Regions from separate parts of the Homo sapiens genome. Here region 2 is linked to region 1. A link is a contact called in ENCODE Hi-C data. All regions are on one chromosome and are shown on one strand. Each heading gives the region's core, a stretch centred on a gene start or an enhancer-like site at or near the end of the contact. The rest is flanking DNA. Distances are from core to core; before and after follow the strand shown. Region 1 overlaps LINC01828 (long intergenic non-protein coding RNA 1828). Region 2 has its middle 20 kb from the start of LINC01812.

Region 1 (6,620 bases), core at 2,891-5,390:
TACTGGATGCAGAGTGAGATTTGTGTTCTAATCTCAGTCATTACTAGCTGAGTGTCCTTGAACAAGTCAAGGTCTCACTTCTTCTCACCTCAATTTCTTCATCTGTAAAATGTTGGGCTTAACTGCCATGATTCTGCTTTAACATTCCAGGATTCTGCAATGACGTTAGTTTGCCATTGCTGATGTTAATGTTGTTTTCTTCTCAGTGATCCACATTCCAAGAAACCATTCTTGGAATGGAATAGGATACCTAAACCAACTCATCCTACTCATTCGTTGTAATGGAAAAATAATCAGTTCTTTATTATTTATGCCACAGGCATGACTCAGAGCATAAAAGTATGAGTAGAGGAAGTCTATGGCCCTTAAAGAAAAGCGCTAATAAATAATCTGTTTTAGAACTATAATTTTCTTTTTTTTTTTTTTTTTGTTTGAGATGGAGTCTCACTCTGTCGCCCAGGATGGAGTGCAGTGGCGCAATCTCTGCTCACTGCAAGCTCCGCCTGCTGGGTTCACGCCTTTCTCCTGCCTCAGCCTCCTAAGTAGCTGGGACTACAGGCGCATGCCACCACACCCAGCTAATTTTTTGTATTTTTAGTAGAGACAGGGTTTCACTGTGTTAGCCAGGATGGTCTCGATCTCCTGACCTCGTGATCCACCCGCCTCGGCCTCCCAAAGTGCTGGGATTACAGGCATAAGCCACCTTATGGCCTTAGAATTACAACTTTCAATAGGAAAAAAAAAACCCTATGAATTCTCCAAAAATCAACAGAAGCAACGTTAACCTTTTTTTCTCTAATAACAAGGTGGTTATCTCCAGTGCCTTCTAGAATATCTTTGTCTGTTATTCTTACTCCTCATAAGCCCCCAAGCCTAATACTATCCTCCTACAGCCATACATTCAAATCGAGCCTCAGGATCTCAAGCAAGGTCCTTCAATTGACCTACAAAATGGGTGTTACCTCTGCTGGTAAGGAGACTAGACCTCTCCCTTGAACAATGTCATATCCCATGGCATCACTATTCCTCTTCTTCAGATTAAAGGCTGGATGGTGATGAGCAGATTTCATCTTTCTGCCAAGAACAGATTGACCCTGAGGTAAGTAGATAGCTTACAGTCTATCCCAGGACAAATGCAGGTAGCAGGCCTTCTTTCTCAAACAACACAAGTTTCTAAAAATTCCTTTCACCTCCATTAAATTTAAAACATAGTGTATAGTACTCTTTTCTTTATTCCAAATATTAAAGTGCATATCCATGGTAAAAATGATAATTTCTCAAATAGATACAGTCCTATAAATCATCTAGGGATAACAAAAACTAAGTTTCAATGAACATGCCAATTCTAAATGTCATGTAGTGGTTGCCTGGAGTACTATGTTGTAAAGGACTGTGACCTGCATTTACACTCAGTGGGGATGCTGCATTCAGTGAGCCAGCGTTGCTTAGGAGGATGGGAGAAGTAGAAATAGATCACGTCTATTGTCCTTGACCTCGTCCGGTGATCAAATACTGGACCAAATCTGGCCACACTTATGCATTTATATATGTTCTGTAGCTGCTTTCCCTCTGCAGCAACAGAGCTGAATCTTGCATCAGAGTGTGTGGCCCACAAAACCTAAAATATATTTACTCCCTGGCTCTTTACAGAAAAGTTTGTCAACCCCTGATTGTAGTCCAGCCCTCTCATCTCACAAATAATAGAATTAAATATATCTTCCTGTTTTTCCTTTCAACTTAAACCTTAGATTCTGATTAGCTAATCAAATCAAAGTAATAGTGACTTCTTACTAGAGTGGTACAAGCTGAGATCACAGTTTGTTACATGGAAGAACCACCATATGTGGAATCAAACCATGACCCAGACACCCAAACCGTATGTCAACTGTATTCTCATCTTAGGGGTGATATTTCTGAATTTCAATCTAGAGTTTACTTATCATGTGGCTTTTCTAGTTAAAAAAAATAAAATAGTATAATTTTGACAGGAATAATAAAAAGTATGTTTCACAATTGTAAATTGTCTCTCCATTTAAGTACACATGTCTGTCATACCATTGAAAGGAGGAATAATAAATCCAATATTTATGGTTTCACTATGGGTTACTGGCATCCTTGTAGTTTAAATAGGTGACTAAGAAGAAATCCTGCTGGCAAGCAAATTTATACATACTTATTTTGTGCCTTGACACGCTGAAAGTGTTCACATAAAATAATATAAGGCTTCTATAGCCTTGATTATTTCTGAATACTGCAAAATCTTACACTGGTATTGCAAACACACTTTGAAAACAGCTGGGGTAATCATGTTTAGTCTCAATCTGTGCTGTCCAATACAGTGGCCACCTGCCCCACGTGGCTACTGAGCACTTAAAATGTGGCTAGTTCAAATTGAGGTATGTTGTATGGACTGGATTTCTAAGACATGGTATGAAAAAATGAATGTGAAATGTATCATTAGCAATTTTTTGTAATATTCTATGTTGAAATGATATTTTAGATATATTGGGTTAAATAAAATGTGTTATGAAAATTACTTTCACTGCTCTTACTTTTTTGATGTAGCTACTAAAAAATTTAAAATTATCTATACGGGTCATGTATTTCTTTTGGATGTGCTCTGGTGGAGAAATTTTTAAAAAATATTTATGAAAGCAAGCCCAATGAGATAGGGAAATTGATACACACTTATAGAAAATGTACTACGTTCCCATGCCTCTGCTGATGTCATAGCCCTAACAACAATGAGCAATGTTCAAGGAAAGAAATAGCCCAATAAGTCAACATCTACCTGTTTAACATTATGAGAAAACTGAGGTCATGTCTCATGACTAAAGGCCTAATCATCTACTTCTCTTCCTTTTAAAAGTTTTAAAATAGTCCAGCAAAATTAGCACATAATCCCTCCCCGTATACTCACCCTTTCAAAAAGGAGCATGGCCTGAAAAATATCTGTTGATCTAACAAAAATAAAGAGAAGTTATAAACCAGACACTATCATGCAAATAGTTGAGTTGGCCAAGAATTTACTTCAAGTAATACCACATGACATTGTTTGATCTCTTTTGTTTCAGCAAGGATAAAAAGGCCAGCCATAAGGAGACATGACAAATACCATTGAGTACTGCAGAGCAACTTGGCAGCTGCCCGAGGTAGAGCATCTTGTTTACATCACCACGCCAAGCCAGGAAGCAGAGTGAGGCTTTAGTCCCTGAGGCATTAAGTCCTCACCCTGATACCCCAATCCAGGTCTAGCCACCTCTCTCCAGACATAGTCCTGAGCATAACAGCTGTGGAGATCAGTTGCCTTTTCTGCGAAATTGTCATTAAACCATGAGTAATTTGGCACTATTTTCTGCATGATTTGTCCTCTCTGAAAATAAGCAGACTCAGGCTTGTGAAAATGGAAATTGATTTACTTTCTATCCTTCTTGAGCTCATCTATTTAAGGTCTACTTCTTCTGGGATGTGCCAGGAGACTGCACTACTTTCAAGTGGTGGAAATTTCTTAAAAAAAAAAAAATAAAAATAAGCTGAAGGAAACTTGGAATGAGAATGCACTTGGCTAATTGGTTTGCCATCTAGCACTACCTCTTTCTCTAAGCAGGGAGAATCAAGCCGCTGTCTGCTTGATGGGGCAGTGGCAGCCTCGTGTAACCTCTGTAGTTATCTTCTGACTACTCAGCTGAATCCACTGCATTCTACATATCTTTCTTATTTAACGTAGAGTATGCATTTAAAAATAATATTTCTGTAAACCTTATCAAGCAAAACATGGCATGACTCGATGCCAAATTATAGTGATGATTATTTTAAGAAGAATCACAGCGCTTTGGCCCAGTTTTTGGAAAATGTGATTAATAGCACTGCCAGTGCCTTCTAGTGAGCCAGCACCACAAACTAGCTATTTGATTTCATAACACAGTGCTGTTGTGATCACCAAAGCAACACTATCCGTTTAGGTGCTGGATTAGAATCCAGGCGAGTCCGCAGTATAGTCTTTACACTTCATCAACTTCCACACAGGACATAAATTGTACTAATATAGTAATATACTGAAATCTCAGACCAACTGTTTGTCATCGGATTAGAATGTGATGACACAGAATAAAGATGTGAGACAGAATCTGTGCTGAGGTCTAAATTCACATTGGAAGTCTGGGAAGAGAAGACTGTTTATAAAATTATAGCCCAGGAATTGCTGCCAAAGTCGGCCTTTGGTGCAGCTGTAAGTCGGATGGAATCCACCTTCCTGACGTCAGACCCACCCACTGGAACACTGCTCCTCTGACTGGGGCTTCCCTGAATGGAAACTACATGTCATACTGCAAAGTAAGTGCTGTCGTTCTGGAGCTGTCGGCACGATTCGATCTTTGTAGTGGGTTGATTATTTGTTCTTTTCCATCCAGCAAAAAGGCTATCAGCACACTTGTAGTTTTAGCATTCATATTTTTCATCCCCAAGTTCTGAGTTTTGCTCAAGCTGACAGATTTCTTGAGTTCTACTCCCTAGGACCTTCACATCTGATGATGGGGTGCTTTTTCATTTTCTTTCCTTCTGTTTTGTATTCTTCAATTCACTTCTTCATCTTCTCTTCCCAGGAAATGATGACCTCCTTTGTACAGATTCTGCTACCATAGACAATGTGCATTACCATTTACAAAACCCAAGGATACATTTTGGTTTTCTATTACTTAGAAAAATTGGGGCCATACGTAAAGACGCCATGGAATAGGTGTTTATGCAGAAGGTTTGTCTGGACTAAAAACAAAATGAAGTTTGATGTCATTATTTATACATTTCAGAAGCTCCTAGATTACTATCTTAAAGGTTGTTTTTGTTTTTAATATATGACATTTGAAGTTTCAGTCACAGTGTAAAAAATATTTAAATAAGTTTCAACTGGTTTGCCAGGGAAGCAGGATGGTAAGGGCGGTAGGCATAGGGCTAACCTAAGCTTCGGCTAATTGCTTTAATACACATCACACAAGGTGATCCTCATAAAGGGTTATATTATGAATTCAATTATATAAGTAAGAAAACTGGTGTTGAGAGATGTGAAGTGACTTGTCCAAAGTTACCTCCTATGCAGCAGAGTCTACATGACTAGAATCCAAGTCTTCTGGCTCATTTTTGTTTGTATATAATTTATTTGCTTTTATTTTTAATTTTACATAGATAACTATATCACTAAGTAATGTATCATTTAGGTTTCCATGACATGATGTAAGTGTAGTCATTCCACATGTTACCGGCCTTTTTTTTTTTTTTTTTTTTTTTTTAAGAGATGAGGTCTCATTATTTTGCCTAGGCTGGTCTTGAACTCCTGGGCTCAAGCAATCCTTCCGCCTTGGTCTCCCAAAGTGCTGTGATTATAGGCTTGAGCCACTACACTCGGACCTGTTACTGACAATTTTTTTTCTTTTTCTTTTTTGTTGTGCTCTGTCGCCCAGGCTGGAGTGCAGTGGTGGGATCTCGGCTCACTGCAAGCTCCACCTCCTGGGTTCACGCCATTCTCTTGCCTCAGCCTCCCAACTAGCTGGGACTACAGGTACCCGCCACCACGGCCGGCTAATTTTTTTGTATTTTTAGTAGAGACGGGGTTTCACCATGTTAGCCAGGATGGTCTCGATCCCCTGACCTCATGATCTGCCCATCTTGGCCTCCCAAAGTTCTGGGATTACAGGCGTGAGCCACCGCTCCCAGCCAACATTTTTTAAAAAACACTTTTTGAGGTATAATGGACATACAAAAAGCTGTACATATTTAAAGTATACAACTTGAGTTTATGGGTAAGTATATACCCATGTAACCATTACCACAGTCAATGTCATAAACATGTCCATCACCTCTAAAAGCTTCCTCCCACCCTCTTTATTATTATTGTTTATTGTCATAAGAACACTTGACAGAAGATCTACCCTTTTAGCAAATTTTTAAATATACCATATAGTATTATTAACTATAGGCACTATTCTGTACAGTAATATATCTCTAGAACTCACTCATCTTGCATAACTGAAAATTTGTACCCTTTGACCATTACCTCTCTGTTTCTCCCTTCCCCTAGGCCCTGGAAACCATAATTCTCCTTTCTGCTTCTATGAGTTTGCCTATTTTCGATTTCTCATATAAGTGAGACTGTGCAGTATTTATCCTCCTGTGTCTCACTTACTTCACTTAGCATAACATTCTCCAGATTCATCCATGTCATCACCAATGGCAGTATCTCTTTCTTTTAAGGTTGGATAATATTCCATTGTATGTATAGGCCACGTTTCCCTTATCCTTTGATCCAATGATAGACATTTAGGTTGTTTCCACGTCTTGGTTATTGTAAATAATGCTGAGATGGACATGGGAAGGCAGATATCTTTTCAAGACCTTGATTTCACTTCTTTCGATATATACCCAGAAATGAGATTGCTGGATCGTATGGTACCCCGATTTTTTTTTTTTTTTTTTTTTTTTTTTACTTTTTAGGAATTTCTGTACTGTTTTTCATAGGGTCTGCATTAATCTACATTTCCACTAACTGTGTACAAAGGTTCCCTTTTCTCCACACTGTCACCAAAATTTGTTCTTTTCGTCTTTTTTATAATAGACCTTCTAACTGGTAT
Region 2 (6,620 bases), core at 3,032-5,531, 590 kb after region 1:
TTCAATCTCTGTCCAAAACCAATGTCTCATCCTCTCAAGCTTTCAAGCTCCAACCCAGGTCTCCCCAGCACAGCTACACTGTTTCCTGGACTCCTCTCCCTTCTCTAGCATCCACTTGTGCATTCCCCAGCCCTTCCTGTCCTTCAAGATGTAGCCAAAACCCCTCTTTAGTGAAGATTTGGGTGACCACTCCAGCAAGATCTGTTCTGCCTGCGGGCAGTCCTTGTTTGCCTTTTGCTGCACCCATGGAGATCGCACTGTCTAGGGAGCTCTCATAGGCATGCCCTTCATCTCACTAACTAGACTGCATGTTGCCTGAGGCTGGGCATTGGGTACTTCACGTGCTGACTGCTTGGTTCCCTGGCTCATGCTGGCTGGGTCAGCCGGGGCTCCACGGAGCAGCCGCAGATCTACTCTGAGTAGCGATCATCATGTCCAGCACAATTCCAGGCATTTTCTGGGCACTTGGTACACTTTAATTAAATGAATGAACAAAACAAAACACTGGCAGGAAAAAAAACGGAGAGTGACTGCCTGAGGTCCAATATGCTAGGAAATATGTCAGTCCACTGATAAACTCCAGCTACTCAGCAAAGGGAAAAGATACTGAGAGGCCAATTTAAAATGATTTGATAGCTTTGCCCATTGCTCCTTATTGTACAATCACAGTCATAAAGTTAGTCCAATCGTTTGTAATCTAAACACACACATGCACACACAATCACTCCATTGGCAGAAACAGATCTGTCTGGAGTTTCCAAAATGTCAGTACCTCCCCACGTTACCAGAATCTTCAAAGCTCCCAAGGGAGAGGCATTGGAGAAAGGATGTTTTTTCAGAGTCAGATCTTTTAGTAGGACAATACCACCCAGTAGGTTAAGAGAGGGCACGATTTACAATTTATTCCAAATAATGAAGTCTGTGCCCTTTGTTTCCCAATAGGAAAGCCTTCCTCTGATTCTAAGGACATTCCACTCTCACCTTCCAATGTTCCCCTTTCTATTCCGATTTAAAAGCAAATAAACAAATAGAAGCAAAGAAAAGAAAGGAAAAATAAAAGACCACTAATAGCCCATGATGTCCAGCCAGGTTTTCCAAACATCCTCTGGAGAGCGTCCATTTTAGGGACGAGATTCTAGTTTGCCTCAGCTCTTCAGCATTCACGCTACCTTTAGAGGGAAAGTCCTAGGACACAGGTGAGAAGGTATGGGGCCTTTCAGGGTTTTCTTGGATTTCTGTTTTAATTTTGTCAAAGAAGACCAAAGAGCCCTGGAAATTTTACCCTCTGCCTCCCATTAACCACACATATTTATCCAGAGCTGCAGGAGGAGCCGTTCTATTCATTTTGCCCTTTGGGTCAATTGATGGATATGGTCACCCAAGGTCTTAGATTAAAGCATCGTGTCAGATCATCCAAACTGTCCAGCACTTGGAGCAGCTGCAATAAGCTACTTTTTAGAGTGTCAATAATTTAAAGGGGAAAAATGTTTTTCAGAGAGATTCCATTGCTTCAGAATCATAAATGGAATTATACCATGTTTCAACCTGACAGCCCCACATGTCAGCAGGAGAGAACAGCTAAAACTTTTGTCAACATCCAAATCCATTATTTTATTATTAAGCTACATGGATTTGCACCTCACCAAGGGATATCTATTCCCAATTCCATTTGTTCTAGGCTGTATTAGTAACCAAGTTAGCACATTCAGAAAGAAAGAGAGAAAGACAAAGAGACCGAGACAGAGAGAGTGAGGAAGGAAGGAAGGAAGGAAGGAAGGAAGGAAGGAAGGAAGGAAAGAAGGAAGGAAGGGAGGGAGGGAGGAAGGGAGGGAGGGAGGGAGGGAGGGAGGGAGGGAGGAGGGAAAGAAAGAGGGGAGAGAGATTTATTACAAGAATTCTTGTAGGGTGGGGTGTCTCTCCAAATTCAAAGCCAAAAATATGCAGCCAGACTTGAGAAATGGCTGAATGACTGAAACTACGGGAAGGAAAATAATTAGAAACCCAGGAAACAATTTTTCTGCTGCATTCTCTCTCCCTCCCTCCCTCTCTTTCCCTCCCTCTCTCCCTTTCTTTCTCTCTCTTCCTTTCTCTTTCTTGCCTTTCTCCCTTTCTCTCTCCTCTCTCCCTTTTCTCTCTCTCCTGTCTCCTTCTCTCCCTTTCTCTCTCCTTTCCTCTCTCCCCCCACCTCTTCCTCTCCTCCACCTCCCCATTCTCCCACCTCTCTTCCTCTATCTCTATGACAGCACATGGCTCAGTCTGTTCCAAGTGTCCACACATGGTCCCATCAGACATGGGTTGGAGAGTGGGGTCACAGTCATGTGCCCAAACACGGCCATTACTCTCACAGATTGAGAAGTTCTGGCCATCGAACTGAGCAGACTTCTGAAAAGATACTGACCACATTAACAATTTCAAGCTATTGGAGGATGAGGACATAGTATATAAATTAGAAATTACTCTACAACTAAGGGTATCTTACCCATATCTAGACCATGGCAATTAGGAATTTATTCAATGTATTACACATTGAAACATTATAATGGTGACTACAAGTTGCATTTAACATATGAATATATCCCAGAATCAGCCTTATAAGAAGGAGCAGGTAATATTTGTGTGGAGATATTTGAGGGAGCCCATGAACGGGAAAGGATTGTCCTGAACAAATAAGAAGGGCTAGAGGGGAGTGAAAGTGCGAAGAAACCACTATAAAAGGAGGTAACCGTCATAGTCTGAAAAGTAAGCTACTTTATTTTAAAATCCTTCTGGGAAACTACCATGCTATTATGTGTCAAAAAGCCGTAAGTAATCATAGCCTGCAGATTTATCTCAATATTTCTCCAAAAAGGAAATAATGTATGGTATGAAGATATTCATTGTAGTATTTTATGATAATGAAAAATCCTAAACATTCTGAGTACCCAAGGATAAGGATACAGATTAGCAAATTATGGTATATCCACTTAGAAGATTGTACATTCACTGAAAATGATCATTATAAAAATTAGGTGGCAAGTTGGAGAAAATGCCCATCAAAAAATACTAACCTAAAAAAAAGCAAGTTATGAAATTATATGAATGTTAACATTAAATGTATATTAAATATGTTTCTGTGGAACAAATAAGAAATCCTTATAATTGAAAATATTTGTATGACAGTCTCTATTTTAGCGACTTTGTATGGCAGTACCATAGTATTTAGAAAATTATTTTCTAATTTACAAGCAGTGAGCCCTGCTGGTTCCTCATCTTCAGCCTTCAGTCTTCACCTAGCATACGTCTTTTGCTCAGAAATGTAACTTCCAGTAACAAGCTGAAATTCCTGCTTCCCAGGAAAACCCACTGAAACCCAAACTCTCAGGGCAACATCTCCTCCTCCACTACAAGCCGTCTGCCTCTATGTCCATCCTACCTGAGGACAACTTGGACCGTTCAGAAACCAAAATGGATGGATTCCTGGAAGCTCCAACCCAACTAAGAAAGAAGCCAGACACCCCCAGCAGCAGATGGTTTAGTCTTACAGTTTTTATTTATTTTCTCTACACACCAGGAGAGGTTAGCTGATCAACTGGTGAGGAAGAGGGGGTGGGGGCTGGCCTTCTCTGCTTAAGAAAATGTCTGTTTGGCAGTGTGGCATTCACACGGGCGAAATGTCACATCTTTTATGCCACCGGTCCAGGGGAAGCCCTGCCAGGGGAGTTTTTATCAGTGTAATTAACACAAAGGCCCCCTTCTGTCTTAAAAACACAAGCCTTGGGGACACCGTAAGATGAACTGGCCATTGTTTCTGCACAGCACAAAAACTCCTTCCCCACTCCCACCCCTCCATCCCATTTATGGGGTTTCATTAAGGCCCACGGGTGTCCCTAACTTATTTATTTAGGAAACACTGTTATTGTCTTAATGTAAACAGAACTCAAGATCAGTTGACAGTTGGAATGGTCCAGCAAAAAGGTTTTCAAAGGCGCCTCCTTGGAAAGGGGTCTCTCCATTCAGCCCCCAGTTCCTGTATCATACTGCCAGCACTGTTCACAAAATAAACAAATGTTTGTTTTACAACATGGCAAAGGGGGCTCCCATTCAACGCTGGCCAGATATGAAAACAAACTTTCACATATAAGGGCTTTTGATACACATGACTTACTTGGATGACAAGGGGCTCGGCTGGGGAGTGCTTAAAGCTTATTAATATTGCACAAAAGACTTTTGTTTATCATTTCGCCGGACTGCCTGGGAATCACAAGACTCAAGCCGCCACCCGGCTGGTGTCCTCGCATTTCAGCAGCCGTAACGTGTGGAGATTGCGAAAGCACTGCTGGTTTGAAGCCAAAAACAACCTCTCCACAGACCCAGGTGAAAGAACTCCAAACTGCCGGCCTCTGAGAACCAGACTTGGAATTTATTAAGAGTAAAGGGCCAAGAGCTCCCCCTACGGGTAGAAAAAAAAATGGATGCCTTGAACCTGCCTGTTTGCAAGGGGGTAACTTCCAGAAAACGTGGAACCCACAGCCTGACATTTCTTCTAGGGACATTTCTTCTTCTATTCAAAAAGCCTGGGTCTCTGGAGAACAACTTTTCCTTTTTCTAGTTGACCAGCTCTATTCCCAGAACGTCTAACGAGACATTAGCACTCTAAAACACTCATGATCAAAAATCAGTCCTTTAAAAAATAATAATAATAATCAGTTATTTAGGCACTGGTTTGTTAAACTGGGAAGGGAATAGAGTAAATCAGATACGATCTCTGCCCTCTAGACTTACTCTGTCCAATACAGGAGTCACCAGCCACGAGTGGCTATTGGCCACTTAAAATGTGGCTAGTCCAAATTGGGATATTCTGTAAAAAAAAAAAAAAAAAAAAAAAAAAAAATGTATAAAATATCTCATTGATTTTTCACATTGACCACATGTTGAAATGATAGTATTTGGGATAAATTGGGGTAAATTAAATATATTAAAGTCAATTTCACCTTTTTTAATGTGGCTGCTAGAAAATTTTAAATTATGCATCATACACATTAGATCATATTTCTACTGGACAGTGCTGTCTAGACAGTTATATAATTATTAAGGCTTGTAAAAAATAGTGAAATCTTTAGCCCATGATATTAGTGATTTGTGCCAGCTGAGTTGATTTTTTTCTTAAGTACATTTATTCAATTCATTTACCAGAATCTCCTGAAAAAAGGGGAAAGTTAAAAAAAAAAAAATACACACACACTATGGCAGGCTTCCCTGCAAATTTTAGTTTGTTTTATTTAAATCTCAGCAAAATGGAAGTAAAGACTAGGGTTTGGGTTAAGGTCACATATGTTGAAAAAAAAAAAAAAGGTTTCAAAAGGAAATATGTATTTTATCTTTACAAACCCCTTCCTTCTGGCTATACTCTTTGTGTATTTAACTACAAGTAATTCCAAGAGGAAAAAATTCCTTCTACCAGAACCATCTTGCAAATTTGTTTTCAGGTCATTAGACAGAAGACATTTACTTTTTCCCTCCTCTCACAACTTCACCTACCTACTCAATCCCGGTTTTTAAGCAAATTTGGGATATGTAAGATAAATAGGATTATGTGAGTAATATGTGGCCCTAAATATAGTCAGACCACCAACTTACCATAGCATTTAGACAACCCACTGAAAACTCACTAATGGTGGCAACGTTGCCATCCTAATTTCTGAATTCAGTTTAAATTGCACCAGCAGCTGCCTTTGATAAACATACTCAGATCTGGCCCACGACCACCAAACCCACCCACCCATAAGAGGAAGACCAGCAGAGAATTTTCCTCTTCCCTGGGTCTGCTGTCTCAGATCTGTCCTGCTTATTTTGGTCCCAGGAATGTGCCAAGATACCACTGAAAGATTAACTACCTCTTTGAAGGGACAGCAATTCAAGGATTATAGGAATCTTTCTGAAATTTCTCCCTGAAATTTAGCCTTAAAATTATGTCAAAAGTGGGTATAACTCTACAAGGCCCAAAGGCAAATGTCAAGAGGGTGCTCCTATAATATAAAGACACAGTGAGCCAACAAGTGCCTGGTGCCCTCTAGGCCTCTTCCAGTACAGGGTATTGTTAAGCCAAAGGTGGATTAGATTAGCCCAGCAAATTGCAACGTTCATCTTTGAGATTACAGATGAAATTGCTAGAGGAAAAAAAAAACTCAAGCAAACAAGGATTTTGGTCACAAGTTGGAACAAATATGGGCTCCTGCTGAATAGCTACACAGAGAAAAATTTGGAGTAGTACCCAAGACCCTCATCATTCTCCCCACAGACAGAAATGATGGCTCTGGGAAAGAGAGGCTGCAATCCCACCACATGAACTGTAGATCTGGGCTACGGTATTTGGAGGGCACTGGAGTGGGACAGGATATTCACCGAAGATATTTACTAGTATGATTTTCCATCTGGCCTTATTATTCTGGCATGGCTGCCAGCACCTTATAATCCCAGCATTGTATTCGCAAGCAATTCCTCTGCTCATTAGCAGAAGCTGAGTCCAACTCTGCTCTTGTAGGGGCTTGTGAATCAGCATAGACCAACAGACAGCGTTTCCAGGAGCTAGCTGCAAAGAAACAAGGACGCTACTCATTGAGGGGAAGGCATCTGTATCAGTT

The links. Hi-C counts contacts between places; a loop is a spot of excess contacts on that map. Pooled maps may share reads with other maps.
Region 2: a map of prostate gland shows a loop between it and region 1 (6-fold over the local background). The contact joins two enhancer-like sites. A Hi-C loop is called at or near these places in 3 of 168 maps with a recorded cell type or tissue (ascending aorta, prostate gland and sigmoid colon) and 11 of 50 pooled maps.

Annotation. Positions count from the first base shown.
Region 1 is chr2:67,256,876-67,263,495 of GRCh38, forward strand. The region is part of intron 1 of LINC01828 (long intergenic non-protein coding RNA 1828); the gene reads left to right. Among named protein-coding and RNA genes, the nearest start is that of LINC01829, 45 kb to the left of the region's middle. Within about 2 kb of position 4,141, at least 19 of the 41 ENCODE cell types and tissues checked have a DNase peak (open chromatin) inside an H3K27ac peak, as active enhancers do; they include prostate gland, where a contact is called at or near this core.
Region 2 is chr2:67,842,215-67,848,834 of GRCh38, forward strand. No RefSeq gene overlaps it. Among named protein-coding and RNA genes, the nearest start is that of LINC01812, 20 kb to the left of the region's middle. Within about 2 kb of position 4,282, at least 13 of the 41 ENCODE cell types and tissues checked have a DNase peak (open chromatin) inside an H3K27ac peak, as active enhancers do; they include prostate gland, where a contact is called at or near this core.